Linked DNA regions of Homo sapiens: region 1 is linked to region 2. Evidence: chromatin loops called from intact Hi-C (ENCODE). Cell type or tissue: heart left ventricle. All regions are shown on one strand. Each heading gives the region's core, and the rest is flanking DNA. Links, peaks and the distances in the headings are about the cores only. Region 1 holds the start of LOC100131532 (a long non-coding RNA gene). Region 2 overlaps PSMB1 (proteasome 20S subunit beta 1).

The links. Hi-C counts contacts between places; a loop is a spot of excess contacts. Peaks named below come from ENCODE experiments on the same cell type or tissue, not always from the same donor. Only the 100,000 strongest peaks of a DNase experiment are listed, where the experiment ranks them.
Region 1: a loop joins it to region 2, with 3 times the contacts of the local background. A loop is called at or near these places in 43 of 110 quality-filtered maps.

The regions. Positions count from the first base shown.
Region 1 is chr6:169,955,507-169,970,669 of GRCh38, forward strand. LOC100131532 (a long non-coding RNA gene) reads left to right here and starts at 7,117. Exons shown (of 3, transcript NR_027434.2): 1 at 7,117-8,251; 2 at 10,121-11,755; 3 at 12,104-12,172. It also overlaps LOC107986675. In heart left ventricle, for the core only: CTCF peaks have their summits at 6,453 (motif pointing right) and 6,667; a DNase peak (open chromatin) is centred at 6,465; H3K4me3 peaks cover 1,158 bases; H3K27ac peaks cover 517 bases; H3K27me3 peaks cover 384 bases.
Region 2 is chr6:170,520,939-170,536,101 of GRCh38, forward strand. PSMB1 (proteasome 20S subunit beta 1) reads right to left here. Exons shown (of 6, transcript NM_002793.4): 6 at 14,182-14,467. The coding sequence ends at 14,282. Among named protein-coding and RNA genes, the nearest start is that of PSMB1, 25 kb to the right of the region's middle. In heart left ventricle, for the core only: CTCF peaks have their summits at 9,076 (motif pointing left) and 9,279; a DNase peak (open chromatin) is centred at 9,083.

The DNA of each region.
Region 1 (15,163 bases), core at 5,038-7,537, 570 kb before region 2:
GATTAGGGTTGCCAGGGGAGGAGAGAAGAGGAAGCAGGAAGTAACTGCTAATAACAGCTTGATTTCTTTTCGTATGTTAAAAACACAGAATTGTATGCATTTAAAGTATATCTCAATAAATCTGTTAAGAAAAACCTCGTTGAATGGCATTTGTTAAATTCAAAACCATTTATAGACGAGAATTGCCGCTGCTGTGCTTTCAGGAGTACAAGTGTTCCACCAAATGTTAATACGCGTTTTGCAAGAAAAGAGCTCCATGCGAGTAAGTTTGGGAAGTGCTGGGTTAAAAACGACAAGCAAGTTTCTTTAGTGCAATCACGGAAGAGTGTTCACTGTGCTAACGTGAACTGCAGCCTCCAGGGTGAGGGAGGGAGGGGCCGGCAGTAGTCTTGCTCCACATACACGATTTGGGTAGAGTTTTGCAGAAAGACGCAAATTCACAGGGAACTTGGGTGAAGGGGGGGTGGCTGTGTGTTTGGCTTTCACTTGGACAAGCCTCCTTTTCCCTCCCACAGAGCTGGCTGCTGCTGCCAAGGCCCCAAGGAGGCTTTCAGGTGAGGGGGCGTGGAGGGGAGGGCCACCTCAGCCCTCAGGATTGGGTGGGCTGGGGCTGAGGACACAAGAGCAGAGTTTTGGGTGGCAAGTGTTGATGCAGGATGGAAACAAATTTGGCTGTCCTGAGGGTCCGGACCTCACTCAGCAGCGGACCAGGGTCTCTGAAGCCCCACCAGCATCACCCAGAGCTAATGGCAACCTCCTCAAGGCACCCATACCCAGCCAGCAACCAACAGGGCTGCTGACCTCCGGCCTCAGCCGACCCTACCAGCCAGGCCTTGCTGAGCCACGCCCACTTCACCTGTGTTCAGTTGCTTCCGGCAGGAGGGGACGCTGGGGTCCGCTTTTGCAGGTCATGCCACCGAATTCAAATGTGGTATCCGTTTTGTGTTTTCAGTCGTCCCTGCATTTTCTTCGTCTGAAATCAGGACGCTAAGTAGCTACAGCTGCATGTGCCGCCTTTGAGAAAATCTCATCCTGAACTCGAGAACACAGACTCAACAGGCAGACGGCCGGGAAGCTACAAGGCAGCGCCTCACAACACTCTCTTCTTTTTCATTCTACTAAAAGTTGCTCTCAAATCCTACTGGACAGAAAGTCCTAAAGCATTCCAAATGTTGCTCCATTTCCAAAAGTGCCGGCGCTGCCTCCTTGGGATCAGAGGCCTTCTGCGCTTGAGCCTGGCACCTGCCCTGGGCCCCAGTGGACGGGTCCTTCCTCTTGGACCACTGGCCCCATGCATTGTCCATCCTCAACACCTTCCCTGTGGTGCCCAGAGGCAGCGTCCAGGAGCACACCCAGGTGCCCAGCGGGACCCCGGAGCTCCCTTTGAACAGGCACCTTCTGGGGCTGGGGTCCCCATGTCTGGGGGGGAATAGGGGGCTGGGGCCCGTGTCTAGGGAGTTATGGGACCTTGCATCTGAGGGGGTGTGGTGGGGGGCTGGGGCCTGCATCTGAGGGCGTGTGGTGGGGGGCTGGGGCCTGCATCTGAGGGGGTTCTGGTGGGGGGCTGGGGCCTGCATCTGAGGGGGTGTGGTGGGGGGCTGGGCCCTGCATCTGAGGGGGTGTGGTGGGGGGCTGGGCCCTGCATCTGAGGGGGTGTGGTGGGGGGCTGGGGCCTGCATCTGAGAGGGTTCTGGTGGGGGACTGGGCCCTGCATCTGAGGGGGTGTGGTGGGTGGCTGGGCCCTGCATTTGAGGGGGTGTGGTGGGGGGCTGCAGCCCTGCATCTGAGGGGGTGTGGTGGGGGGCTGGGCCCTGTATCTGAGAGGGTTGTGGTGGGGGGCTAGACCCTGCATCTGAGAGGGTTATGGTTGGGGGCTGGGGTCTGCATCTGAGGGCCATGGGACCTGGGTTTGTGGCTGCTGGTTCGCCTCTGGGCTCTGCTGCTTCTCACAGTAGTCGCTGAGCCATCGCGGGTCCTGATGTCTCACGGGAGAAGCAGGCCTGGGCAGGTGGCACCTTTGGGAGAAAGCGAAGGGCAGCCTGGGCTGGAGGCTGCACCCAGGCACTGTGGTCAGTGGCTGGGGAATGAGACACGGCCCTCCTGGGCCCCGTGTCCCTTGTGGTGGGGTCTGAGTGCCTACTTCTCTCACCATGGCCCTCGGGGTCCCGTGCCTCTGCGGCCTGAGCCTGCGGTGGGTCCTGGCGCAGCACCTGGACACGGGCCTCCCTGCCTGAGGCCTCCTTCCTTCCTTTTCACCCCCCTGAGCCTCCTTGCCCTTGGCTGGCTGAGCCGGCACATCCCCGTGGCGCCTCTGCACCTCCCCCAAGATCATTCTGCCAGCACGGTCCTCACTGCACCCTCCGGTCCTCCCTGCACCCTACGGCCCTCCCCTGAGATTATTTCGCCAGCCCGATCCTGCACCCTCCCGGCTGCCACTGCCCCTCCCCAGGGAGGCCGCCACAGATGCAATGGCCGGCTCAGGTTGGCTCCTCAGTGGTTGAAAGTGGTTTTGTTTTTGGTGGAACTTGGGGGCAGTGAGAGGCTTGAGATTATTCGTTGAGATAGTTTTCCAGAAAGAAAAAAATGTCACAGATAATTGGTTCTTTGCACTTGTAATATAAACGCAGTAATCTTTATTCTAACTTTTGCTAGAGAAATTGAAGTCGATGATAGCCCCTTTCAATTTTAAGCAGGAACCAAAGTCAACAGAAATTCTGAGTCATAGAATCAGGCCAACTGACATAAAGAAAAAAAAAAACCTGGGTCACTCACAACCACTAGGATGGCAGAAAGACAGGAAGAAAGAGAATGAAAAAAAAAATAAGACGTTATGGCAAAAGGATCCAGAGAAATTTGGGACCCTTGAGCATTGCTCGTGAGAACCATTGTGGAAACGATAGAGGGGCTCCCCAAGAGTTCATTACAGCAAATGGACTTAGCATGCGATCCAGCAGCTCCACTCCTACAACTGAAGACACAGACTCCAGCAAATACTTGTTCATACATGTTCATAATATCATTCGTTACAGTGGCCAGAAGGTGGGAACAGCCCAAATGTCCATCAACAGATGGACGAGCAAAATGCGGTCCATCCATGAGATGGAATATTACTCGGCCCTAAACAACAGTGAAGAAGTACTTGTAAGACCTTGACAACATGCATGAACCTTGAAGACGTTAAGCTTGTGGAAGAAGCCAGATACACAGGACCACGTGTTGTGTGGTTCCATTCATACAAAATGCCCAGGACAGGCAAATCTATGGAGGCAAAGTAGGTTGCTACTTGCCAGCCTGGAGGATCAGGGGGTGAGGAGAAACTGTGCAGGGAGTTCAGAGCCTCCTCTGGAGTCGGGGAAGCGTTCTGGACTAGATGGAGGTGGGACACACCGAACCGTTCACTTCCACATGCTCCACGTTACAGTTGTGAATTTCACTGCAATAAATTAGGGTTATTTTAAATACTTGGGCCAAACCTCAGATTTGCTGATCATTAATCCGTGGCTTTGGGAGCCACTGAGACTTGGCTGTGCTGAGTCCCCTCCTCTGCAAGTTGGAAGAAAAACTCTTCCCGGAGGATGGTTCAGACAAGTAAGTCAAAGCGTGAACACACCAGCAGAGCACCTGCCCTATACCTGCATGGTACCTGAGCATGAAAGACGTTCAAGAACATTCTCTTCCGTCCTCTGAGTCACTAGCAGATGGCCTGTTTCCTGCTGAAAGAAGCACCTGGTACTTGGTGTTTACGAACTCCACTCAGTAAGCGGATCAGTAGCAACAAGGGCACTTTGGCCGTCAGACGCAGAAGTAGCGTTTTCCTCCAGAACACCACCTGTGGTTGGGACAGTGCCGTGCAGCCCCAGCATGTCTGTGACGCACACCTCCTGCCTGCGGGGTGGTCCCCCTCCCGCCACCCCGGTTCTTCCGGGTTTTCGAGCCCTGCCCTCAGCTTCCCCTCCTTCCTCCCCTCCCCGATTTTCCAGCCCTGCCCTCGGCTTCCCCTCCTCCCTCCTCTCCCCCTGGCACCGTTAAAACATTCATGCTGGGCCAGATCATGCTTTTTGACAATGTCTAACGAGCTAGCAGTGAATGATAAATCTGCCGGGCCGCCTCTGTGTCTCAAAGCCACTAGGATCTGCAGCTGTTTCAAGAGCACAGAACAAGAAAGCCTCCAGGAAAGGGGGAAAGAGCGGCATCTGAGCTTGGAGGAAGTCATTTCTGTGAAAATCTTTTAATGCAACAGGGAGCTAAGCAAGTGGGCTGTGTGTGCTGTGGAAGGTGGCGATGTTGGGGTCTTGCCTCCTGCAGTGGATGCCGGCGACAGGGCCTCGGGTGGCTCTCTTAGGACCCACAGGCCCTGCATCTGGATTGGTCAAGTCCCAGGGGCCAGGCCTGCCTCAGAGGTCCTGGGCATTTCACGGCTGGAGGGCACTGCGGAGGTCCATCTGCTGCCCCATGGAGGAGAGCGGGTGCTCAGACACCAATCTTGGTGCCCAATCATTTCCCCTCCTCTGACCTTGAGGGAAAAAGCCAAGATGCAGCCTCTGGACACCAACCTTGAGACATTCTCAGCTCTCAGCTCATCAGCAGAGCCTGGACTCATTACTCCAGGGAAGAAGCTCTGCTTCCGTGGGCCAGGGGTAAGGTCAGACGCAAGGGCCTGAGGCCACATGGGAGCCCAAGCAGCAGGAGGCCCCAGGCCAGTCAGAGCCCTCAGGGCCTCCCAGGGGCTGGCAGGAGCACCTGCTCAGTGGCGAGATGAATGTCCTAAAATGCTATTAACGGAGTTCAGTCTAGGGTTTAAATCAATTTGGCAAACATTTATTGAGTGCCCACTCCCAATAAGGTTCTGAAAAGGCTCTTGAAAAAATGTCTGTGCTTTTGAATTTCAAATGATTGGTTTTAGTATTAGGAGCAACAGAAATCCTGTTATCACTCATCCAAATAATCAGAATTAATTTAGGAGTTGATGGCAAGCAGAGTCCGTTGGTAATTAGGAAACATGGAGAAATAATTAACCATGGCAAGAAATGCGGTTACATTTAACTCCTGCGAAGTTAAAAAAGAACCATGGTACTTTTCTCTGTGAGGCTTAGCAATCCCAGTGCTGGTGAGAGTGGCGCCTGCCTGAGCCCGTGAGGAGCCCTGCGCTGTTCCCCACCCTGGGTGCCATGCTGGCCGCTGGGCCCTTCCTTCAGGGAAGCCAAGCTGGATCCCTGAGTCACTAGGGCGACTGGGTGGGGCCTTGGCCGGATGACCTCCCTTCAGAGAAGGACCAGGGCCTAACTCCATGTCTTTTGTAAATTTATTTTTTTAAGCCTGAATAGAAAATGTCTCCATTATTCACTTTAGTTTTAAATATAGGCGCCTTCTCCCGGCTGGAATCCCCACTGCTAAGCTGGGAGGAGCCTCCAAGCTGGAGCGCTGGGCTTGTCCAGCCAGGCAGCAGACACTGTGGGGAGGCAGTGTGACATCCATCAGGGCTCTCTGTGGCAATGACACTGCATTCCTTTTAGAAAACTCCCTCTCCTCCAGTCTTCCTCCTGAAGGCCACCCCTCTCTACCAGCACTCGGCTCAGGAGGCCTGCGTGGCTCTGACTGATGCCTTTCTCGGCAGCTCTGTCCAGGGGCTAAGGGAGGTGCAGATGAGTCCCTGAGCGCCCTCATGGGGATTGGTCATTTCAGTCCCCATCCTGGGTTCCCCTGGAGGATGTGGGCTCCATGGTGCTGGGCCGTGACTCTCTCTGCCTCAGTGCTCCCAATACCCCCAGCCGTGGACCCTGGTGAGCCCCATGCAAGTGAAGCAGCCCCTCCCAAACCCTCCATCCTTGGAACGCTGTACTGCGGCTGCCAACTCCTCTGGCCTCCACTGCAGACACACAGGGCTCCTCTCTGGAGCTGAAGCTGTACCTCCAGGAGACACTGAGTTCTAGGCTTAGCGCCATAGCGAGCCAGCCCCTTCTTCAGGATGACTGCCAGGGGGAAGTGTCTGTGCATGTGTGTGTTTACGTGTGTGTTTGTATGTGTGTGTGTGTGTGTGTGCATGTGCCTCTCACATGTGTCTGTGATTACCACCCAGCAACTCCTAGACCTGCCCTGTCCCATGGAACTTTCCGGGGTGTGGAGACGATTCTTAGCACTGAGGGTCGCCACAGCCACGTGAGTGCTGGGACACAACCACTGCAACTGAGGAGCGGAGTTTTAATTCTGTTCACTTTAAATTAATTTAAGTAGCCACATGTGGCTAAGGGCCCATACTGGACAGTCGGTTCTTCAAGGAGGTGAATTTGAGATTTTCCCTCAGAAGCCTCCTCTGAGTTCTGCCTGTGCTCTCGGGGGTCTCAGCATCTCGGGCGCCTTCCCCGCCAGGCACCCCCGGGGCGAACGAGGACCGTGGGCCTGTCCTGCCACCATCGCTCTGGAGGTGAGGATGCGGCTCCCGGACACCCGAGGGCGCCCTCCTGAGCCTGAGCCGGACAGAGCGGGGGTCGCGGGAGCTTCCCGGCGCCGGCGCAGCCCCAGGAGGAGGGACGGGTCCTCGCGGTGGGTGACGGTGTCACCGCCAGCATCGCCTCTCCCGGGTTTCGGGGTGGCCGGGGCGCCTCCTCACCGGGGCGGCCGCAGAGCAGGGACCCCAGTGCCTCCCATGGCCGCCCCGACAGGGGACGTTCCCGCCCGGGGCCATTCTCACCGCATCGCGCCCGGGCGGGAGGAGCGCTGGGGCGGCCGGGGCTGGTCTCGGCGGCTCCTGGCCCAGGTTCGTGGCTCTCGCGTTCCCCGGGGTCTGGGCCTGCGCCGGCGGCGGGGCGCCTTCCACCCAGTGATGTGGCGATGCCTCCCGGGCTCATGGGGGAATGTCGGGTCGGCTTCGCGCTGGGCCCACGGCCTCCTCCCGGTGAGACGCCCTCAGGGCTCCCCCATCTCAGCGCCCGGGACGCCGCAGCCATCTCGGTGGGCTGAAGGGAAGTAAGATTCTTGCAGAGGGCGCCTGCCCCAGAAAACAAATTTCATGTACAGGTTTCAAAGAGGCCAAGACGTCCGTGGCTTCCTTCAGGAGAAAGCGGCAAAACCCACGCCCAGATCCGTTGTGCTTTCAGCTTTTCACCAGGAAACTCACTTTTCTATGTAAGAGCAAGCGAGTTCCACAGCGCGGGGAGGCCAGTGGAGAGGAGCGCGGCCTTGCCTGGCTCATGTCCTGTTTCCAGCTTGCCCTGAAAACGAATTACTAAATCCATGGAGGAAGAGCTTGGGGCCTGCCTGGTCCTCGGCCACAGTGGGGCTGGGGCCTGTGACTGCGTGTGCAGAGGGTCCGCGCCCAGGGCCCGGGAAAGGGGCTGCGCTGCCCCGAGCGAGTCCCCGGGCGCCCCCAGCCTGCTGCAGCCACCTCGGGCTCCACATTTCGGCCCCTTCTCCTCTCCGCTGCTCTGGGCTCAGCCACCAAGCTCCACGCTGTGGGCAGAATCCACTGGGGCGCAGGAAACCTCAGCTTCCGCAGCCCACCTGGCCTTCGCAGTCTTCCTCTCCAGGGTTTTATTTCAACATGGCCTTTTCTGCTGCGACTCAGCTGTGGTAGGGGCCAAGTTTGGGTGTGTGAGGCCAGGGAGGTGCGTTGTGTTCTCGCGGAAGAGAGAGACGCAGCGAGGGAGCCCGGGCACACGGACCCAGCTCACCAACCGCAGCCAAACCACCAATTCTGTCCCGTGGCCCTTGGTGACCGGTGACAGGGAGGGAAGGAAACGTGGCCAGCTTCCGCCAGACCACAGGCGAACACAGGTGGGGCGGCCCACTGGCTTGGGCCTAGGAGCTGCAGGAGCAGGGGCCACGGTCCAGCCTGACGCCCCTCTCTTGGGGCAGGAAGTTCCCTCTGTCTGCCGTGAGCAGGGGCACTTGGGAGGGCCCAGCATAGGACCTCAGGAGCTCCCGGAGCAGCCTCAGCAGCCGCAACCCCTCGACCTTGTCCAGCATCACGCCCCGGTGCCAGGGAGACAGACCGAAGAATCCCACCACTGTGCAGGAGAGGAAGCCTACTTTAATTCTGTTCTTGAAGTAATGGCAGGTGAAGATTCGTATGTCATAATTAATTCCTCACTTCTTAGGAATCGCAGCGATTAGCTCTGTCATTCCTTTGTTATCAGAGAGAACTGTGAGTCCTGTTATTCTCACTGCTTCGCCATCTGTGAGCATGCGCAGCCCTCGGCTAAGTTTTCTAAAAGGAACATCACAGCGACTTCCCTGACCTCAGCCAGGACAAAAGGTGAAGTCTAGCACGACGACCCGTGCAGCCTGCATGGCTGGAGGCCCTCCCTTCCCGGTCTCTGGGCACAGGTGCGGGGCCGTGCGCGCGCGTGCGCCTCCACGGTTCCTCCGGGCACAGGTGCGGGAGCTGCGCGCGTGCGTGCTCCTCCAGGGTTCCTCCGGGCACGGGTGCGGGGCCGTGCGCGTGCGTGCGCCTCCACGGGTCCTCCGGGCACAGGTGCGGGGCCGTGCGCGTGCTTGCGCCTCCATGGTTCCTCCGGGCACAGGTGTGGGGCCGTGCGCGTGCGTGCGCCTCCACGGTTCCTCCGAGCACAGGTGCGGGGCTGTGCTCGGAGCGCCTCCAGGTTCCTCTGGGCACAGGTGCAGGGCCGTGCACCAAGTGCCTCCACGGTTCCTGTGAAGGAGTGCGATGGCTCTGTAATTTTTGTCCTCAGCTCCGGTTTACCACAGCTTAGGCCTTTGGGGTCATTTTAAAGTAGTAAAGAAGCTTGAAAGGTAATCCCAAACCAGGTGGTCCTTAAATCATTACTGGGTTCGAAGAATAATTATCATCAGAATAATTTATTATGCATATAATTGTAACTGTGCCCTGTGGACACTGCACATGGTTAAATCAACACCAGGAGGGTATTTTGGTTTCTAAGAACTTTAAAAATATAAGGCAGATGGCATTAATACAGACAAGTAATGAATGAATAAGAATTCATAACAATGAAGCTCTAATGCAACGTATGATTGAATAGGGCAGCTTAGAAGCCTGGAAATTAGGAGGCTCGGTAAGATGAATTGGGTGGTGGTTTCCAAACCTCCTACCAGCATTTGGAAGAGACCCCAGGGATCAGGGCATCTCCAGAATCCAAGCCAGCTCTGCATGTCCGGCCAGTGCCTGCAGCATTTTGGTGCTGAGATAGCATCGTGGGTGGCCCATGGAAGGACGTGTTTGATGGAAGGGAGATAAGAAATGGCCCTAATAAGGAAAGGAAAAACTCTAAGCTGGCCAGAGCTTCCAAGTTGTCCACCTGAGGACTTGGAAGAGTCGATGATCTGAGCTTGCATCTGCAGGGCTGAGGGTGAGCAGGGGTGAGGGTAGCAGAGATAAGAGCTTGAGCCAAGGAGTAAGGGGTGTGACCCACCCCTTGCTTGAGCATGGTCTGTGCTGATGGTGCACTTCTCACCAACAGCAGGGCACAGGGTGTGGGGCATCCAGTCTGAGATTAGATTAAAAAGACTGTGGCTTTTGCTTTGGGGACACTCCCGGCTCATGCTGTTCCGTGCCCTCTGCCCGTCATAAGGACACTTGGCAGCCCTGGGAAGGGGTCACATGGGGAGGACCAGGGCCTGTGGGCAGCCTGGTGAGGGGCTCAGACACCCCACAGGAGCCTGCAGGGGCAGGAAGAGATTTGGGGGAGAGGAAAAGATTTGCTATTTAGGTTGTGGTACTGGTTTCTTGGCTGTATACATATGTTAGGCTGATAATACTTCAATTGCACGCTGTTTATCACACTTTAATTATACACTAATGAGACTGTAAAAACTGAGGAGGTGGCATTATTCGTGGAGAAGAAAAAGCTCAGATTAAACAGGCAGTGGGAAGACATGGTGTTCAGGGGAGGTGAGCCCAGGCGTGCAGATGCTGAGCATGGGCGGTATTTGTCAGGTGATGGAGAAGCTGGCATGCATTATACCTGGCAGGAGTTTGAAGATCTTCCATCTGTGTTTGGATGGCCGCATTGGCTGCAGGGCGTGTAGACAGTGTTGTTGAGAATTGGCTTGAGTGCAAAGGTTAAAATGTACAGTCACTCTGGGGAGTAGAAAGTTTTGCCCTTTTTGAGGTGTAGGGCATGACCTTTAACACTCCCACCATCAGCAGGGAGAAGAGGAATGAAAAGCACAGGAAAACAGGCCAGGGAGTTCATGGATGGAAATGGCATCACAGGCAACAGCCACTCACGAAGATGGACGAGGACCCAAGAGAGAACCAGCGCTGCTCTACACCTGCCTGTCAGTTCGTAGTGGAGAGGGGCACTGTCCGCCGAGCCTCCATCCGTGGAAACGCTCCTCTTCGAGCCCGGCCATTGCTCTGGCTGGGCCTGGTGAGGAATGGCCGACATCACGGACAGTGGCCTTTCCTAGCCCTGACCCTGCAGAGTGCCTCTGGAGCGCATAGTGCTGGCGGACAGGAAGTCAGCAGATCGAAGACAGGGTCCTGGCTTCACGGTGGGTGAGCCGTGTGATGTTTGGGCAAGTCCCTCATGCTCTGTAAGTCTCTCCACTGAGCTGGGTGTGAACGTGGTGCTCTGTGGCAGTGGCACGTGATGACTCCTGCATGGAGTTCTCGTCTCAGCAGGGGCAGTGCCTTGCACCCCGATTTTCAAGCAGCAACCTGAGAGTCCTGGGAGGCCCGTCTTTTCCCCTCGGTCTTTCTGTTGGCCCCACCACTCACATATTTCAGGCCTCACCAAGTCCTGTTAATCCCATTTCCAAAAAATGCCTGGAAGCTTCTACTCCTGGCTCTGCAGCCTCCACCTTTCTCTGAGCTCTGCGGACGCTTCCTCACATCAGCCCTGGATGACTCCAGGAGCCTCCAAAGGGAGCCCCTGCTTCCTGTTCCCCTCCCCTGCGACCTGCTGCCCATGTGCTCCCAAGGGGCTCGTTCCTCCGTGTGGATGGGATCGTGTTCCTGCTCCCCTGCCCCACAACCCACTGCCCGTGTGCACCCGAGGGGCACGTTTTTCTGTGTGAGTGGGATCATGAGCCTCTTTCCTTGGTAGATGTTCTCTTTGCGCTGGAATGAAACCTCAGCTCCCCTGTGACAGGAAGCTCCCCATGGGCCAGTGCTGGGTTTTGGTCTGTCGGCATGTGCTCTCCACCCAGAGAAGACTCACAGCTGGCTGCTCCTCTCACCCCTGAGGCTTCACAGTAAACATCGACTCACAGGAGGGGACCACGTGATTCCCACCGCGTGTCCTGTTCCCTCCATGGAGCATGAGCTTGACCATGGTACAAAGCACCGCACAGCTGCTTTAACCCTGGGAGAGAAGTGTCTTTATGAGATTCTCTGTGTCCCCAGGAAATGCTGCCTTCTCCTGTGAAGCAGTCAGTGGGCCAGGCCCAGTCCTTAAAGATGCAGAGAACCCAACAGGCCCCTCTTCTGCTCACAGCTTCACCTTATGTTATGCAAAATCCCCACACCACTAGAGCATGCTGGCACTGGGTCATGGGTGCCTGCATTTCCCGCAAGCTTGTGACTCGGGGTGCGATACCTCAGCCCGTTTCCAAGCAGCCCCATGAGATCAGGGCTTATTGTGTTTGCTCCATGTATCATGAGGGTGCATCCTGAGAAGGAGAGACTCGCAGGTGGGTGCAAATGATTTGCAGTCACAGAGGAGCCAAGAGCTCCTGACGGGACTAATGAAAGCATGCCTCACTTTAGCCCTGGGCCGGGTTCACGCCTCACCTTAGCCCTGGGCCGGGTTCACGCCTCACCTTAGCCCTGGGCCGGGTTCACGCCTCACCTTAGCCCTGGGCCGGGTTCACGCCTCACCTTAGCCCTGGGCCGGGTTCACGCCTCACCTTAGCCCTGGGCCGGGTTCACGCCTCACCTTAGCCCTGGGCCGGGTTCACGCCTCACCTTAGCCCTGGGCCGGGTTCACGCCTCACCTTAGCCCTGGGCCGGGTTCACGCCTCACCTTAGCCCTGGGCCGGGTTCACGCCTCACCTTAGCCCTGGGCCGGGTTCACGCCTCACCTTAGCCCTGGGCCGGGTTCACGCCTCACCTTAGCCCTGGGCCGGGTTCACGCCTCACCTTAGCCCTGGGCCGGGTTCATGCCTCACCTTAACCCTGGGCCAGGCTGCTGTGTGCCATGTGCTGTTTCTTCATCGGGGGGTTTGGGTACAGAAATACTAAAAATGAATCTTGAAAGAGGTACCGATGGCTTCTTGCGGTTTTTTGGATACAAACAGATTGGTTTTTTCTCAAAGAAGATGAGTGACTATGTTGTCAGTGTCATGGTGCAAAGATGAATACGCACCTGCGGCTAACAAAGCTCCCAGCGATGGGGGATGACCTCGCAAATGTGTCGTGAAATGTGCAGAAGAGGGTTTCATATGCAGGACAGAAGTATCTGGGTGATAGGTGAGCAGTCATTTCTCACTTACTCATCTCTGGGCACTGTGACGTGACTCACATCTGCAATCCCAGTACTTTCAGAGGCCAAGGTGGGAGGATTGCTTAAGGCCAGGGGTTCAAGACCAGCCTGGGCAACATAGCAAGACCCCATCTCTACAAAAAATTAAAAAATTAACCACATGTGGTGGCATGCATCTGTAGTCCCAGCTACTCGGCCGGCTGAGGTGGGAGAATGGCTTGAGCCCAGGAGATCGAGGCTGCAGTGAGCTATGATCCTGCCCCTGCACTTCAGCCTGGGCCACAGAGTGAGATCGTGTCTGTAAAAAATCATCATCATCGTAAAATGAATCACCTGCCACCTGCCATCCATCCTTCTTTCTGAACCGGGTCTGGTCAGTTTCCTCCCAGGGACCTGGTCTCCTGCTCCTGGCTGTAACTTGGTGTAAGAGTTAAAGAAAGAAGAAAGAATCATGAAAAGTGGTTCGACAGTCCAAGACAGGTTTATTTTGGAGAATAAACCTGAGAGGGGCTTCTGGCTGATTTCAGTCAGGAGCATTCTCTCTTACAGACTAACAATATTTAGGGTTTAGAATATTAAGGAGCTTATCACAGGCTTGGATTGTTTCTATGTGAGGGAAAGTTTATTGCAGGGTTGGGATGTCTCTAGTCAGAGGGGAGTTTACCTTAGTGTTGCAGTGTTTCTGTTTATGCTGACATTAGCTGTTAGGCTGATGTTTTGGGGCAGATTTAGGTGGTTTTTTAATCAAGGGGAACTTAAAATGGCAGTGTGTGTCCAGGATGGTGATGTCCTGCTCCTGCTGTAGCTTGGAGGGCAGTGGCTGTGGTGCCCGCCTTCCTCCAACAGAAGACGGGCACCAGGAGCTCATTCTGCAGATTCTTTCTGTCACCACCTGTGCGGTCTCGGTGGTCACAGCCCAGGTTCAGTGGCAGGATGCTGTCCCCGTTCTTTTAATCTCAAGTAAGCGTATGAGGACAGAGTGCCTGGTGGATCCCCGTCCCCCGTGGGCACTGTCCCTGGACTCTTACCATGAGACCTGCTCTGGGCATCAGCTCCAGCTCTGGGCTCTGGGTGCCACCTTTGCCCAGCCCTCCCTTCTATTGCATGACCAGCAAGACCAAGAGCCCTAATAAAGGACAGCAAGGTTAATGGTTTGGACGAGGAAAAGCTGGGATTTTAGGAACAACGGCTGCCAGGCCCTGTCCTAAAGGGAGAGTGGAGTCTCTGGAGGAGCCTGAGGTGGCCCCAGGGACTCAGGAACCTGCGGCTGAGAGCTGGAGAGCGTGGCTCACACAGGTAACCCTGGGACCAGCGCAGTCAGCCGGGAGAAGGCTGAGCATGCTGGGGCACACTCCGTTTTAGTGGCCCCGAGTTTGTTCTATTTTCTGTTGAGCCAGAAAGAGGAGATTGTATTGGATTCCCTTGATCCAGGGTTGCAGGCCTGTTTCTGAGTTACTGATTTCTGTGCCAAATGAGTCTCCTTGCTCGCTGGTCAAAGACCTTGTCCGTTCTCTTTTTCTGTTTTTTTTTTTTTAAGCCTCTGGGGAATTCTCCCCATAAATCATGTTTCCCTGCTACTGAGCAGTTGAAGTGAGAAACCATAGCTGGCACTGCCCCTGCAGAGTAGCCAAGGGCACCTGGCCAGGGCGTCGGCCGCAGCGTCAGTGGTGGAGCTGGCCCAGCAAAGCTGCCCTCCCCGGCAGTTTCTCCACCTGCGTCTTTCTGCTGAAGCCCCTCCGTCTTTCCCCACTGCTCCCACAGTCTTCTCTGGACCTGGGCTGCACACTCTCTCCTCTCTGCCCCTTTCCTCTCCTCCCTCCCAAGCACCCCAAGATCAAGGGCATGGAGCCAGCATATGGTTCTCAGGAGCCGTGGCCGGTCCAGGCGAGAGGCTTCCGGACGCAGAAAGGCCATGGCTGTGGCAGTGCATGCGCCCCTGGGTGCAGGCTCCCCCAGCACATCCCCATCCGACAGAGGCCCAGTCCCACACGGCCTCGTCAGGATGAACTGTGTCTCAAGCGACTGGTTTTCCTGGGGTGGAAGGCACCATCAGTGAGAGGTAGAAGGAGGCTGGGCTGTGGCCTGGCTGTGCTGGTCAGTTGGTTCCTGGGCCCAGGGGGAGTGCTTGGCAAGTCACTGGGCTCTTGCCCTCCTTGTGGGAAGATTTTTAGGGGAGGGAAGAGTACACCTAAAAACAGAGACGTCATTAGCCCTGGATCTCCCTGGTGAGCACTTCTGTGGTAGCCTGAATCCTCCAACACAACCTGTCTGTCACAGACATAGATTCTGAAAAGAAGCACGTGGTCTAGACCCTGGATCGCTCAGCAGAAAAGTGTCATGAGCACTGCACCTTCCAATAAGAAGCATCTCCCGTAGCCCCGGATCCACCAAGAGACCCTGTCATTAGCCCTGGATATCCCAGAAGGAACGCAAGGTCTTCCAGCAAGAAACATCTGCATAGCCCTAAGTCCCTGAACAAGGAATGCCTGTCATTAGCCCTGAAACCCAAGAAGAAACACCTCAGGCCACTGGGCCCCCCAGTGAGAAATGCCTGTCACAGCCCTGGCTGCCCTGAGGAAGAAAATGCCTGTTCTTAGCTGCTGGGTCGGTGGGTAGTTTTGGCAAATGCTGCTCCACGGGCCCGGGGCCTCCTGTGCCTGCAGAGGCAGGAGGGCCAGTTCCCGCAGCTGCACCCAGTTTATTGCTCCCAGCCGTGCGCAGCCTCACCCAGATGGCTGCCAGGATGCATGTGGCGCAGCCCG
Region 2 (15,163 bases), core at 7,861-10,360:
TCCTATCAAACTACCAATGTCATTTTTCAAATAACTAGAAAAAACTACTGTAAGATTCATATGGAACAAAAAAAAATCCAAATAGCCAAAGCAATATTAAGCAAGAAGAACACAGCCAGAGGCATCACATTATCCGACTTCAAACTATACTATAATACTACAGTAGCCAAAATAACTTGGCACTGGTACAAAAACAGACACATAGACTAATGGAACAGAATACAGAACCCAGAAATAAAGCCACACACCTACAGCCATCTGATCTTCAACAAAGTCAACAAAAATAAGCAATGGGGAAAGGGCTCTCTAAACAATAAATGGTGCTGGGTTCGCTGTCTAGTCATACACAGAAGAATGAAACTGGATTCCTACCTTTCACCGTATACAAAAATTAGTTCATGTGGATTAAAGATTTAAATGTAAGACCTCAAACTGTTAAGAATCCTAGAAGAAAACCTAGGAAAAACCATTCTAGACATTAGCCTTAGGAAAGAACTTGTAATTCAGTCCTCAAAAGCAATTTCAACAAAAACAAAAATTGACAAGTGGGACATAATTAAAGGGCTTCTGCACAGCAAAAGAAACTATCAACAGAGTAAACAGACAACCTACGGAATGGGAGAAAATATTCAAAAAACACACATCTGACAAAGGTCTAATATCCAGAACCTACAAGGAACTTAAACAAATGAACAAGCAAAAAACAACCCCATTAAAAAATGGGCAAAAGACATGAAAAGACGCTCCTCAAAAGAAGACAGACATGCAGCCAACAAACGCAAAAAAATGCTCCATATCACTAATCATCAGAGAAATGCAAATCAAAACCACAATGAGATACCATCTCACACCAGTCAAAATGGCTATTACTAAACAGTCAAAAAACAACAGATGCTGTGATGCTGTGGAGAAAAAGGAATAATTATACACTGTTGGTGGGAAGGTTAATTAGTTCAGCCACTATAGAAAGCAGTTTGAAGAGTTCTTGAAAAAGTTAAAACAGCACTACAATTTGGCCCAGCAATCCCACTACTGGGTATATATCCAAATGAAAACAATTCATTCTACCAAAAAGACACATGCACTGGGCACAGTGGCCCACGCCTGTAATCCCAGCACGTTGGGAGGCCGAAGTTGGAGGATGACCTGAGGTTGGGAGTTTGAGACCAGCCTGACCAACATGGAGAAACCTTGTCTCTACTAAAAATACAAAATTAGCCAGGTGTGGTAGCGCATGCTTGTAATCCCAGCTACTCAGGAGGCTGAGGCAGAAGAATTGCTTGAACCCAGGAGGCAGAGTTTGCACATCATTGCACTCCAGCCTGGGCAACAAGAGCGAAACTCTGTCTCAAAAAGAAAAAAAGACATGCACACACACATTCATCACAGCACTACTGACAATAGCAAAGACATGGAATCAACCTAGGTGCCTATCAACAGTGGATTAGATAAAGAAAATGTGGTACATATACACTATGGAATACTATGCAGTCATAAGAAATGGAAATGGACAGAGAAAAAGAAGGCGGGGGACGGGATCAGAGGCAGCTTCACAGAGAGGCACACTTGAGTCAAAACTTGACTCACGTTTGAAAGATGAATGTGAGTTTCCAGGCATATGGGAGCTAGGGGTGCATGGAGGGGTTGTGGGTCCCCGCTGGGAAAATAGCCTGTAAGGCATAACAGGAATAACTGTGATTCACTGAGGACGTACTGTGTTAGGCACTGGAACAAGAGCTTTACAAACATTATCTCATGTACTCTTCACTGGGTGCCTATGAGGAAGGTACTATCATCCACATTTCATAAGTGAGGGAGCAAGGCCTACGGACTTCCACTAACTGCCTGAGGCCACACAGACAGGAAGAGATGGGGTAGGCCTGATTCTCTGTCTTTTGGATTCCAGAGCCTACAACCACTTCAGTATCTTTGGGCAACGATAAGCAACTTGCTGTTGCCAGAAAAGTGAGGGTCAGAGACCCTTAAAAGTGAGGGGAGGTGACCAGCCTCTGACAGTACACGTAGCAGAGGAGCTTGGCTGCCTCCCGTAGGCTGTGGTGGAGCACAGCGGCCTGAGTAGCATGGGGAGAAGCCTAACCTGCCTTTCCATTGCTCACTCTGGCAGCCTGTGAGTGCGCAGCCCCGGACAGGAGCCCATCCCAGGGACTGGCTGCACAGCTGTTCTGCAAAAGTAAAGAAACCACGTCTCCTCAGTCCTTACACCTGACTTCTTGTAAATGTCCAGTTCTTGTTAGGTTTTCTAACATATCGCCCCTGGACTCCTGTTCTAACCTGATGTCTTATAAACATTCAGGGCTCCTTGGAAAACCCAGGGTTTCTCTGAGGCCCCAAGTCATCCACCTGCTGAGTGAGCCCTGCTCAGATGCATTCTGGAGGGAAAAATCACATAAATTCCCTTCCAATCTATAACTCTTCTTAAAGTCTTCCTTAATGCAATCCTCGGGGACACACACTTGACACGGCTGTACTTCTCTAAAGGAAGGGAGAATCGCTGTGGCCTAGCCCAGGCCATCTGCCACACTTGCATAGAATGTTTTTCCTATGGAAGCTTATTTTGGAATATAATCACAGAGGAAATTGAGATAAACAGGCTTTTCCTTTTCTGGACAATTCTTAGAGATAAAATCTACTGCAGAAGGCAAGACACTTAACTTCTGCCCAGAAACTGATGTCACGTGGTTAACGTGTGGTGGCCACATCAACTGAAGCCGACAGTGACACCGAGTCAGCATCCTGGGTGCAGCTGCCACCCTGTCACTCTCATCACATTCCACCATTCCCAGGCCACAGAGGCAAGAGGATACTCTCAAAACTTAGAGATAGCTTTAGTTTTAGGAAAATAGGACGGAAAAATATCTTATGCCTCAGAATAATAGGTGGAATTCAATTGCTCTTCAAGGCAGCACAAGCATAATGTCCAAATAGGCTTACAAAGGCTTTCCCTAGATTGTGGGTGATTGATCTGTGGCAGGCTATTAAGGGAAGTTCAGGATGGCCAGGCTATTTTGAGGCTGATATCTTGGAGAACCCTCTCTCTCTCCTGCAAACCACTCCCTTGGCATCACTCTCAGAGACAAGCTGCTGGCCTGTGCAGCCCACACCCTGACTCAGGGTGGCATTTTTCTCAAGCCCTCTCCTTTTAAGGCCATCAGGGATCTGAGCCCCCATGGGTAGGGAACAGGCCAGGCAGCTGGAGCGTACAAGAGTCACCACTACGAATAGCTTGACTCTGAAGTTTCTAAAAGGGAACCTGGACCACCTGAGCCTCCCCAGAAGACGCCTCAGTCACATTTACCCTGCTGCTGCCATTAGTATCAGGCAGAGCCATCTGTACACGCGGGAACATGAAGGGCACTTTGCAAGACTTCAGCTGGTGGGTTAAATGTGGCTCACAGCTGTCGCTGAGGCACACTCCCCAAAATAGTCTCAACACAGCAGTAGGAAAGATGACACAGAGGTGACTGAGACTAATAGCAATACAGTATTACTATTATCCCTTGAATAAAGTATGTAAATCAAGGTGTTAACCATCAGGAGCAGAGAAAAGAGAGTGTTAAGTATAGGGGCTTAGCTGTAAAAAGAATCAGAAGAAAAAGAAAAAAAAACCCTCAGTTAAAGGGCTAGATAGTCTAGAAAATTTGTTAGGTATTTATATTATTAACACAGAGCAGGGTAACACGATAGAATAGAAACCTGTTACAAACAGGCAACAACAACAACAAAATAGACAACAACCCTAGAAGAAAAATGCCTTGAAGGAAAAGCTGGAATACTGTGAGAGACTTACCAGTGGCCTGTCTGCGTGTAACTAACTCCTCATCCCGACTTGGTCACGCAAAGGACAGGTGACCATACCTCCAGGAAGGTGGAAAGGGGCCCTACATGAGTGAGAGGCTCAAGTCCTGCCCAAGTGGAATCTGTGATTCTGTGATCTAAAGAAAGTTTGTGGCTATTTTTAGAAACTAAAGTTTATCTCATATTGACACAAACTCAAAAATCAATGATACTTTGAGATATGTCATATCACAAAAAAGATTTCTCCTCTAGTACATTATCATTTAACCAATACAAACAGGTCTGGGCCAGGTGCTGTGGTTCATGCCTATAAACCCAGCACTTTGAGAGGCTGAGGGGGGTGGATCCCTAGAGCCCAGGAGTTTCAGGCCAGCCTGGGCAACATGGTGAAACTCTGTCTCTACCAAAAGTACAAAAATTAGCCAGGTATAGTGGCACACACCTGTAGTTCCAGCTACTAAGGAGGCTAAGGTGAGAGGACCACTGAGCCCAGGGACGTAGAGACTACGGTGAGACATGATTATACCACTGCACTCCAGCCTGGGCAACAGAGGGAGACCTTCTCTCAAAAAGAAAAGAAAAGAAAAAGAAACAGGTCTAATTTGTTCATCTAAGCAATGATAAGATTTATATGAACATAAGTTGCTTTATTGATGAAAAATTGAACATAATCTAATCAAGCCTCTAAATTTAACTGCCAATTTATAGGAAAAGACAGGACAGAACCTACAGGAATGCAATCATTTATATCTAGAATGTGGAAGATTCTGCATGACAAACGACTTGGATTCTTCAACATGTAAATTTCAAGGAAAGAGAGAGAGAGAGAGATAAAAAGGCTTGTTTCCAGATTTGAATGACATGTTAATAGACATTTATGAGACAATCAAGGAAATTTGAACATGGACTGCATATTGAATGTTGAGGGATTATAGTTAATTTTTAAAGGTACAATTGTGATACTGTGATTATATTTTTAAATGCGATCATTATCTTTTAGGAGCACTAAAATATTTACTAATAAAATTATAGGATTTACTTCAAAATAAACAACGATAATAAGATTACCATGAATAGTGGTGGGTGAAATATACAAGGGGCTTATTTGACATTTCCATAATAAAAAACACGAATGAATAACAAAGCATTATAGAAATTCAAGTAAAAAATAGCTCGTGCTTAGTAATAAATCAAAGCGTGCTGGACACTTTAAATAATAAACAAAGATAAGATCTTGCCCTCTAGAAAACAGCTCTAATTCAGGACAGACTTGCTCACATCAGATGGAAGAGTCAGAATGAGATGTGCTGAGTAGAAGGTAGAACGGTCGCTAGCAGAGGGTGGGAAGGTGGTATGTGTGGGGGAGAGGAGAAAGAGAGGTTGATTAATGGGTACAAACAGACAGTTAGATGGAAGGAGTGAGATCTGTTGTTCGACAGTAGAGTAGGGTGACTACAGTTAACAACAATATTTGCATATTTCAAAATAGCTAGAAGACAGGACTTGGAATGTTCCCAACACATAGAAAGGTGATGAACTCAAGGTGCTGAACACCCCAAATACCCTGACTTGATCATTATGCAATAACAAAATATCACATGTACCCTGTAAATATGTACAAATACTACATATCAATTTAAAAATTTTCACACAAGAATGAGATGTGCTGATGCATGTGGAGGCCCTAGCTCCAGACTGGGTGTAAACTTCAAGCCACTGAAGATCTTATTTCCAAGGTTTTTCTACTTTGAAATTCCAAACTTATTTTTCTAGCAGATTTATAAGGGACACGGGACAACATAAACTTGTTAAAGTGACAAGAGAAAGTAAATATGCCCTTAAATTTATACCAAATCTTCTGACAAGTCTTGACTGATAATTGTTTCCTTCAAATTTGTGAAAAACATGAGAGAAAACGTGTTTGTATCTCATTTTTAAGTGTGGACACTTGGCATTGCTCACGGCTTCCAACGGAATAAAATAGGGCTTAGTTGTTTTCCATTAGCTTTTTCCTTTGTGTGTGTGTGTGTGTGTGTGTGTGTGTGTGTGTGTTGTGTGTACATATTGGCTCTAAGCATTTATTAGCCCAATAATTTTTAGTGAAACTCTCCACTTCTCAATATCTTTTGCCGTATTAGATTTTTGTAACATGTGCTAAAGGTTAAAACACCTTTTCCCCTTCATGAAGCCTGAGAGAAGTCGGTTTTCTGGGTTTTCTCAAGACAACCCAGAGGTTTTGTATACGTCTGTCTAAAAAGTCTCAGATTTTTCTTGCTAATTGTGCACCTTCATAATCAAGCAGACAAATCAGAATATTATTTTGGTGAGGCCATCATCTAAACTAACAGTCTTTATGTACAGAAGCAGCACTGACCGGGTTCATACTCCTCAGTTAGCAAGTCAACATCTTCCTCCTGCCAGCAACCCATCCCAGAATATCTGTGGCTTATTAATACTTATGAAAACAACAGTCTTCATTATTTACTAATTAGGAGATGATCAGATGTATCTATTGATAGCAACAGGCTATTTAAAAGTGAAATAATCTATCAAACAGATTTTTTATCAACTCAAAGTTTCCAGTTAGATATTTTTCATTAAATTGATTGCTAGATTGCAGCCACAATCAAACTTAAGTATTATAAGAAGTTTGGTTGGTCTTTTAAAATCATGCAAAAATTCAAGGGGTGCTATTAAATATAGAATTCCAAATGTATAAAGTCTTGTCCTAAAATGGTCAATAAAATGAACCAGTCCACTGGTTCATTTATAGGGGGCCAGTCCACTACATTAATTTGGATGTTCTTCGTCTGCATTTTCATGTTTTCACACACCTGCAGTCATTGTGTACAATTCTGGACTCTTGATTTTCATTTAGCATTCTGCGTTAATATTCTGACATGTTGCTGCCAGGTCTTCATGGCCACCACTTTTAATGGCCAGAAAATATTTCATGTAGTGAACATTTCATAAATTACTTAACCATGTCCCAATTATTGGTTATTTAAGGAATTTAAAACTAAAACACCACTCTTGTGACAAAGTTCTGATGTATCCAGATGTACTCATGCCAAGTCGTCCATCAATAGTTCTGCTAAACCCTGTCAGAGCCCTTTTCTGAAGGGAACCAGGAAACATCTCACAACAAGAAGCTTAAGGCCTCTACAAAATGACTTCAGGGTTAGGATTTCAATTTCACTCTGAGGCACATACAGGAACCACTAGGTTATTTGGCTTAGAATGGAGGGAAGTGTCATTTTGTTTCTGTTCGGCCTGCAGGAAGCTCCTTCCCAGGCCCTGCATTGCCAATTGAACAATTGAACAATTCTCATTGTTCAATTCCCACCTATGAGTGAGAACATGCATTGTTTGGTTTCCTGTCCTTGCGATAGTTTACTGAGAATGATGGTTTCCAGCTTCATCCATGTCCCTACGAAGGACATGAACTCATCATTTTTTATGGCTGCATAGTATTCCATGGTGTATATGTGCCACATTTTCTTAATCCAGTCTATCACTGATGGACATTTGGGTTGGTTCCAAGTCTTTGCTATTGTGAATAGTACCGCAATAAACATACGTGTGCATGTGTCTTTATAGTGCCTAGAACATAATAGGAGCTCCAGAAATACTGTTGAAAAAATGAATAAATTGAGCACACTAAGTGTCTGAATAAAATACCCTGACCATACCCCTAAATAAACAACATAAATAAGCAAATTTCAATTTCTCGGAAAAGTTATATTTTAGTGTCCAATGCTCTTGTTATGCAGTAATGGCATCTTTGATTATTCATATTCGTTAGAGCTTCCAGAAAGGAGTATTGCAAATCACACGGGCCTCTGACTCTCATGACCAAATCCCCCTGTCACTGTCCTTGTTCTCTGATCCTTCCTCTGGGCCCTCGGAAATGCTGGTCTCCATCAAATTGCTGTAAACAGTTTTCAGAAAAAGTTCTCTTTGGGAAGTTTCAAGAGAAAACCACAAATTTCCTGGAAATGCTTCATGCTTCATGACATTTAAGGCTTTCAGAGCCTTGAACTTCAGGAGCAAGATAGCTGGTAGGTCTTCTGGAGGTCTTGCCTAACCTGAGAAGGTCCCAGAGAATTTGTGCATAGAACCTCCCAGGAAGCAGTAAGACAGGCTGGTGCAGTCCCACAGGATGAGAAAGGTAAGAGCTTACCAATGTCTCCAGTTTTGTAAATGAATGTTCTTAGCATTTTTGGTGAGGAGAAAAAAATATCAAACCCATCACAGACAGATCAGCAGTCTCTTGACCTAGGTCACTCAAGGGGTTCTCAACAATCAATTCTAAAATGCAAGTGAAAAATGTCAATATAAGGCTAGACACAGGGGCTCATGCCTGTAATTCCAACACTTTGGAAGGCCAAGGCAGACCTAGAACTTTGTAAATCTGAGATTTTGCTCCATGACTTTGTGGATACTTTCTACTAATACCACCTACACAAAATCTTCAACCAAGAATCTTAATTGCATTTATCAACTTGTGTCCTTAGATCATAACATTTAGATTCATTTGAAAGAAATTTATTGAAGTAAAAGAAATAAGAAGAACTTGATAGCACAAAACAAAGAAAACCCAGAAAGAGAGAGAGAGAGAGAAGCAGAAAAACTAAACACTGAAACCCAGAGAGAGAGAGAGAAGTAGAAAAACTAAACACTGAGTCTTAATCTGTTCTGCCACTAGTCAGCAGCCTGCACAGAGCACTTTAATGTATTCTCTGTCCATTAGTTTCCTTGTTTATGAAAGTATATAGCTCCAAAAAAATTCTGTGTTCTGATTTTTGTCTCTCCAAACCACAACCAGTCCCCTGCTCCCTTCTCTCCTCCTCCTCCTCCTTCTTCTTCTTTCTCTCTCTCTCCCTGTCTCTCTCTCTCTCTCTCTCTCTCCCCCTTTCCCTCTCCCCCACCCACCCACCTCCCAACCCCTGCATACACCTAGGACACCTCCAGCATAGGTTACTACCAATTTTGCACACCTCCAGCATAGGTTACTACCAATTTTGCTGGGTTTATCTCCTTCTGTCCTTTCCGCTTTGATCTGAGGAATAGCTGAGATTTAGGACAGCAACAAGGTGTACCTCCTTCCAGGTTATAAAACAGGATTAATGATTAGGCTCAAGGCCCCTTCCTAGTCACTCAGTAAAGTCTGTGCACTGGAAAACTGTGGTAGCAGTTTTCTGAGCATTAGAAAACTGTGGTTCTCACAGAGGCTGGATGAGTCAACACTGCCATCTGGCGGCCTCTTGGAGGGTGATGTGGAGCCTGGCTTTCATTGAAGAATGAAGGTCCCTTGATTTCCTGACCCTCAGCCAACTCTCCAGCAGCTTCTCACTGCAGAAGAGGTCAGGCCATTGGTCAGCTTGAGGACAAAGTGGGAGGATCACACTTTCGATCACCTATACTTTCTAACAATCAGCCCTGTGGACATCTGCTCACGCCCCATGCTGTTTTTAAAATATTTTCCCATTATAGAAATATTTTTCAAAGATGATTCACAAGCTCCAGGAGCCATTCAGACAAGGGAGAGCAAATTGGCAGCTAAACTCATTCAAGAGTGGAGCAGATGCACATGAAGCTCTGTCTGGCGGAGGAGGCACAAGACACCGAGCCTGGCTGGGAGGGTGCTCATGACAAGAGTGGGGCCACAGGCCTCTCCTTTCATTGGACATAGTGGCCATACAAAGTGGCTGCCTTGAAATGCACCCACATACACTATCGGTCCTCCCGGTCTAGGGAGAAAACTAGCACAGTATGTCAACAGATAAATCAGCGCAATCCTGTGGGTGAAGCAGTGCACCCATACTCTTCATTCTGCTGAGCGGAACTCAAGGGTGAGACACTTGTATTCCTAACTCCACTTGCCTTCAGGCTCCTCCAACATTCCAAATTGCCCATGGACAGAGCTACTACCCCTCCATAGAAGTGACAACTTGAAATAAAAGATTTGAAGCTCCTTCCCACGTTTAGACCCAGGCCTGCTGCTAGGAACTCCAGAGGAGGGATGGAAAGAAGTTTGCACTGCTCACAGATTTAATGTTTCTCTCACAACCAGAAGTAGGCAGCAGGATGGATTTTCAATCAACACTAACAAACGGATCACTCCTGGGTCCTTTAAACAAGTTCCATGTCTCTTTATAGGTTTTAGGTGCCTCCTATGTGTTCAGACTTCGTATAATGGATATATAAGAAAAGTAAATGGGAGGGGCAATATTTAAGAAATAACAGCAAACAATTGCATTCATATTTAATATAAACTACAAGTATCAAGTTAATAGACGCTCAGAAGAAATTCATAAAATCTAGAAAAGTTGGGAAAATCTCAATAGAGAAAATAAAACTTGATCTGGACTTTAAGAGTATGATTTATAAAGTTCAAGGGGACAGTACACAAAGTCAGACAATGTTAGCTGAATCACTGAAGAATGAGAATATCACACCCACTTAACAAAGCAGCCCAGCTAGTTAAAGAAGTATGTTGAAGAGGTAGGGAGTTGGGTGGGGGAGGCGAGGATGGCGTGGAGGGATCTGAAAACTATCAACCTTAAATAATGAGATTTAGAAAATATGATTAAGTAGAGGGTTAATTCGAGTGCAGAGCTTGAGAATGGCCACCTGGAAACACTGACTCTAAACCAGTAAGGTTAATGTTTCAAAGTGGAGAAGTTAAGGTTTCACTTAGAAATTTTAGCAGGATCACATTTTCCATACAAGACCAGTGCATTCGCCACAGCAATTTGATTGGTTATAGATTGCTGCTCATTCCAAGATTACTTTATTACTCTGTGCGGAGGAGTAGTGATTTGAGGGGTCTTATGTCTGGTGCCTTTTTGTCTTGTTTACAGGGGAAAAGGCAGAAGTTGCGCCTGCATGCCGCATAACTCAGGCTCTGCATAGCCACATGTCTTTCAAGGCTCAGAATAATTTGAAGTTCCAACAGCTTTAAGTTTGAATTAATTTCACAAAGCGGAGAAAGACTTGGACTTCGTGCAGTAATGAAGACCACCGATGGGTACTGAACAGCTCTGGTGGGTTTGCACTCAGAGAAAGGAGCCTAAGATGCAGAAGGTGCAGTGAGGCAGCAGCCATCTGCTCTTGTGCTGCTGAGCAGAGCATGATGGGCTGTCACCGCTCACGCGTGTTCTTTACCTGCTGACTCACCTGGCGGCATGGGCTGCATATGGGGTCCCAGCTCCTTAAGCTCCTGTCAGGCCCTTCTGCAACTTCTCCCAAGCTCTTGGGCCAGGTGCATGTCTAGCCATGAAAAAGGAGGCCAGTACCTGATCACTAAGTGAAAGTTCTAAGGTAGTGGGACTGCCACAGGTGTCCCCCATGGTCCCAGGTCACAATCCAGTCTGTTGACCCTCCTCCTTTTGCACCATCGCCCCTTTGACAGCCTGTGCTATGGGTTTTAGGCTCCTAGCACCAAACAGAAACAGGCTTATATAGATCATCTAATCAGCTCTTCTTATGTGAGGCCGAACTCTGTAATAAATCTTTTTATGTCTCCTAGGGCTTCTCTGATTGAACCTGTCTGATGAGGAGTTAAAGAAGTTCTCAAATTGTGTATGCATAAGAATCACCTGGGATTTCTAGCTCAGAGACTGGGACAATAGGTCTATTGAACCTAGGAGTTCATTTTGAACAAGTGCTCTACGTAATTCTGATACAGGGAATCTTCCAGTTACAGTTTGAAATTCACAAATACAAGGAATGAGAGACCTAGAATCAGAAAGCATGTTAATACACTTTTGGGCCATTAAGTGCTCACCCAGGTAACAGGTACAGAAAGGCAGAAAAAGGAAACCTATCAGGGTAATAATTATGCCTTTTTTTTTTTTTTTTTTTGAGACAGGGTCTTGCTCTATCACCCAGGCTGGAGTGCAGTGGCACAACCACAGCTCACTGCAGCCTTGACCTCCTGGGCTCAAGTGATTCTTCCAGTTCAGCCTCTTGAGTAACTACGACTACAGGCATGTGCCACCATCCCTGGCTCATTTTTTGTAGAGAGGGGGTTTGGCCATGCTGCACAGGCTGGTCTCAAATTCCTGGGCTCATGTGATTTCCCCACCTCAGCCTCCTAAAGTATTAGGATTACAGGCGTAAGCCACTGTGCTTGGCCAAGACATTTTGGTAAGAAATATTATTTTCCTACTAAATTGTCTACATTCCCCTTGGGTAGGCTTGCAAAGTCACTGTGACTACAGCAGGAGCTATTGCTGCATGGGAAATATGGAGACACGAGTGGTACCTGGCAGTCACGGGCTCAGTTTGTTTCTAACCTCCCAAGTCAGCACAGCCCCACTGAGCAGACTGCCGGAAAGTATTTATGCCATCTGTCGGATAATTAAGACAAATCCAAACATCTACGTGCATTCTGTGTGTATAAATGGAGTCATGGCCAACCTCTCAAGCAGTTTTCCATCAATCACTTGTAATATTACCAGATACTTCCAATCCCCTTGCAGGCAGTAATGAAGAGAAAGTCTCTACATCAGCAGCTTCTCACTGGAATCTTCAAGCCTAACTCTTAAGAATGAATCATACTTCTAATGTTTATCAAAGGTTTTCTTTTCACACAAGGAATGTGCCTGAATGATCTATAAAACTACCCAAATAACTAGTAGCCAGGTTAGCTCTAGGAGCCATATGCCAAACACATTCTGGACTAAGTCGTGTTCACTCCAAAACTAAGACCATGTTCAAAGTCTACAGCAATACTGGATTAAAACAATGTTAGCTGAAGGTTGTAAAAAAACATCATGGAACACTAATTATGTGCCATCAATCATTACTCAATTTGTAGAACTTCCCTATACACCTTGGGAGGTGAGAACCTTATAGAAAATCCTAGATACACAACTTTATATAAACAGAAAATTCCAAAATGGGAAATCCTTTAGAATAAGAATATACCTAGTGTATATAAAGAAGAAAAAATGTAGATTTGAAATTGGGATACTCTACAGTTTTTAGTTGGGACATTGGGATAGTTAATTTTAGGTGTCAACTTGACTGGATTAAAGGATATCAAGACAGCAGGTAAAGCATTACTTCTGGGTTTGTCTGTGAGGATGTTTCCGGAGACTGGCCTAGGAGTTTGTGGACTGAGTGCAGATCAGCCTGTGTGAGCAGGCACCATCCAACTGAATGGAGCCCAGATAGAACCAAAAGGCAAAGGCAAATAATTCACTGTCTTTCTCCTCGAGCCAGGGACTTGATTAGCAACCCCTCACACCCAACTCCTTATTTTCAGGACTTCAAGGGTTATACCATCAGCTTCCCTGGTTGTGAGGCCTTCAGACTTGGACTGAGCCATGCTGCCAGTTTCTCTGGCTCCCCAGCTTGCAGACAGCCAGGCATGGGAATTCTCAGTCTCAATAACTGAGTGAGCCAATTTCTTTAATAAACCCTTTCTCATCTCTCTCTATATACAAACATATCCTATTGGTTCTGAGTCTTTGGAGAATCCTCATACAGACACTGTTAAGAGATGAACCAGGTGTTACCACTGTGTCCCCAATGCCTGGGATAGTGAGTGACAGTATTGATGTTTGTGCAATAAATGTTTACAATGTGTATCTACTAGCAGCTTTCGATAATTTGAATTATTTATAAAAGGCAAAATAAACAAAAGTGGTATCTAAGATTAACCACTAACTTAGTAAAATTCCATTTATACCACAGGTTGTTCTGGTACAAAGCATACAATAACTCCCATGTTACATATAATTTGACTTGTTCAATAACAAGAAAATTACTCAAATATTATAATGGAGTTAAAATGTATTTAATAGATCTAAAAAATTTTGGCTCTATCAAAACTTAGGTCTCAATTATAACATTACTAAAGTGCTTGTAAAAATTATCCCAGATTTCTGGCTACAGCTTGTATAAAGGCCTATTTTTTTTTTTTTACAGTTTTATTTTGGTTGAAGATTTTTCTCCAAAATAGCTATTCCAGATGGCTTAACAGTCCCAGAAGTGAAAAATCTTAAGATATTTCATTTATAACCATTAGAGTCTTAATAAAACCCTAGTAAATACTCTCCCTTCTGGATGGTTTAAAGGTCCCTTCAGGCAAGCTGGCTGCGTAAACACCAGAGCCCTCTTCATAAGATAAGTTTGCTCAAAAGGTCAACTTTTACAGAGAAATTCCTACCTCATTAGTGTAAGGGAAAATTAACATGACCTGTTTTCATTACTTAAAATGCAAAAAAAAAAAAAAAAAAAAAAAAAAAATCTCAGAAAAATAGAAAAGGGTGGGAAAAATGAAGAAAATTAAAAGAAATTCTACTTCCTATATCTGTCCTGCTTAGAGAAGACAAGTTATAGCAAAATGAGTACTTCAGGTTTCTCTTTTAATAAACAAAACCATCCAAGGTACAGTTCCAAAGTACAAAATCAACCAGGTCTGAACTGATTGGTGATAAGAGCACACAGATCAGTCCTTCCTTAAGGAAACAGTTTCCTCCCTGATGCCCTCTTTGGTCACTATGCAGATCCGGAGTGCGTCCCCAGTGTACACATCTCTCTCAGCCGCAGAAATGAAGACATCTTTCACCAGCCGCATGGCTCTGTCCAAGGACAGCGGAACATGCTCCACATTCTGCATGTTCTTAAAACCAACCTGGTGGGACATGAAACTTGGGTGAGATGTCATGTGACAGTGAGCACAAAGGAAAGGTTCAAGTTTCTTCCAATACCCTCATGTGTACGAGGATTTGTGATGAAAATACTACACAAAATTAAAATGTCCTTCAGACTGAATAAAGACCCTTCCAGACCTGGATGAATTACACACATCAGAAATCTGACAACGATTCCCTGGCAAAGCTCCCACTCTTGAGAAGCACATGACCCGGAGAGGTGGACGTATGCAAGCAAAGTGATCAGAGAATTGCTATAACTAAGAAGAAAATAAGAGCCAGGAGAGCCCCAACAGATGTCCACTAAGTCTCCTAGAAGAAGACAGGCTTCAGCAGAAAGGACTTTTAAGTAGGTGAGCGCTGAAGGCTACACTGAAGAGCACAGAACATTCCAGACTGAAGATGTGGGACGGAGTTAGGAAAAGCACATCTTTTCTGAGAAAAGCAGAGTTAGGGTCTGGGTGTAGTGGGGTGACAGGAGATGAGGTCAATAAGCAATAAGCAGAGGAGTAGCTATATATGACATCCTTCAGAAAACTGAGCAGGAGGAATTAGGGAAGTAAACTTGTAGGCAGAAAGGATGTTAGGAAATAAATCCAATAATCTAATAATGTAGGTCTGAATTTAGCCAGCAGTAATCACAAAGAGGGACGAATTAGAAATACAGGCGGCCTTTG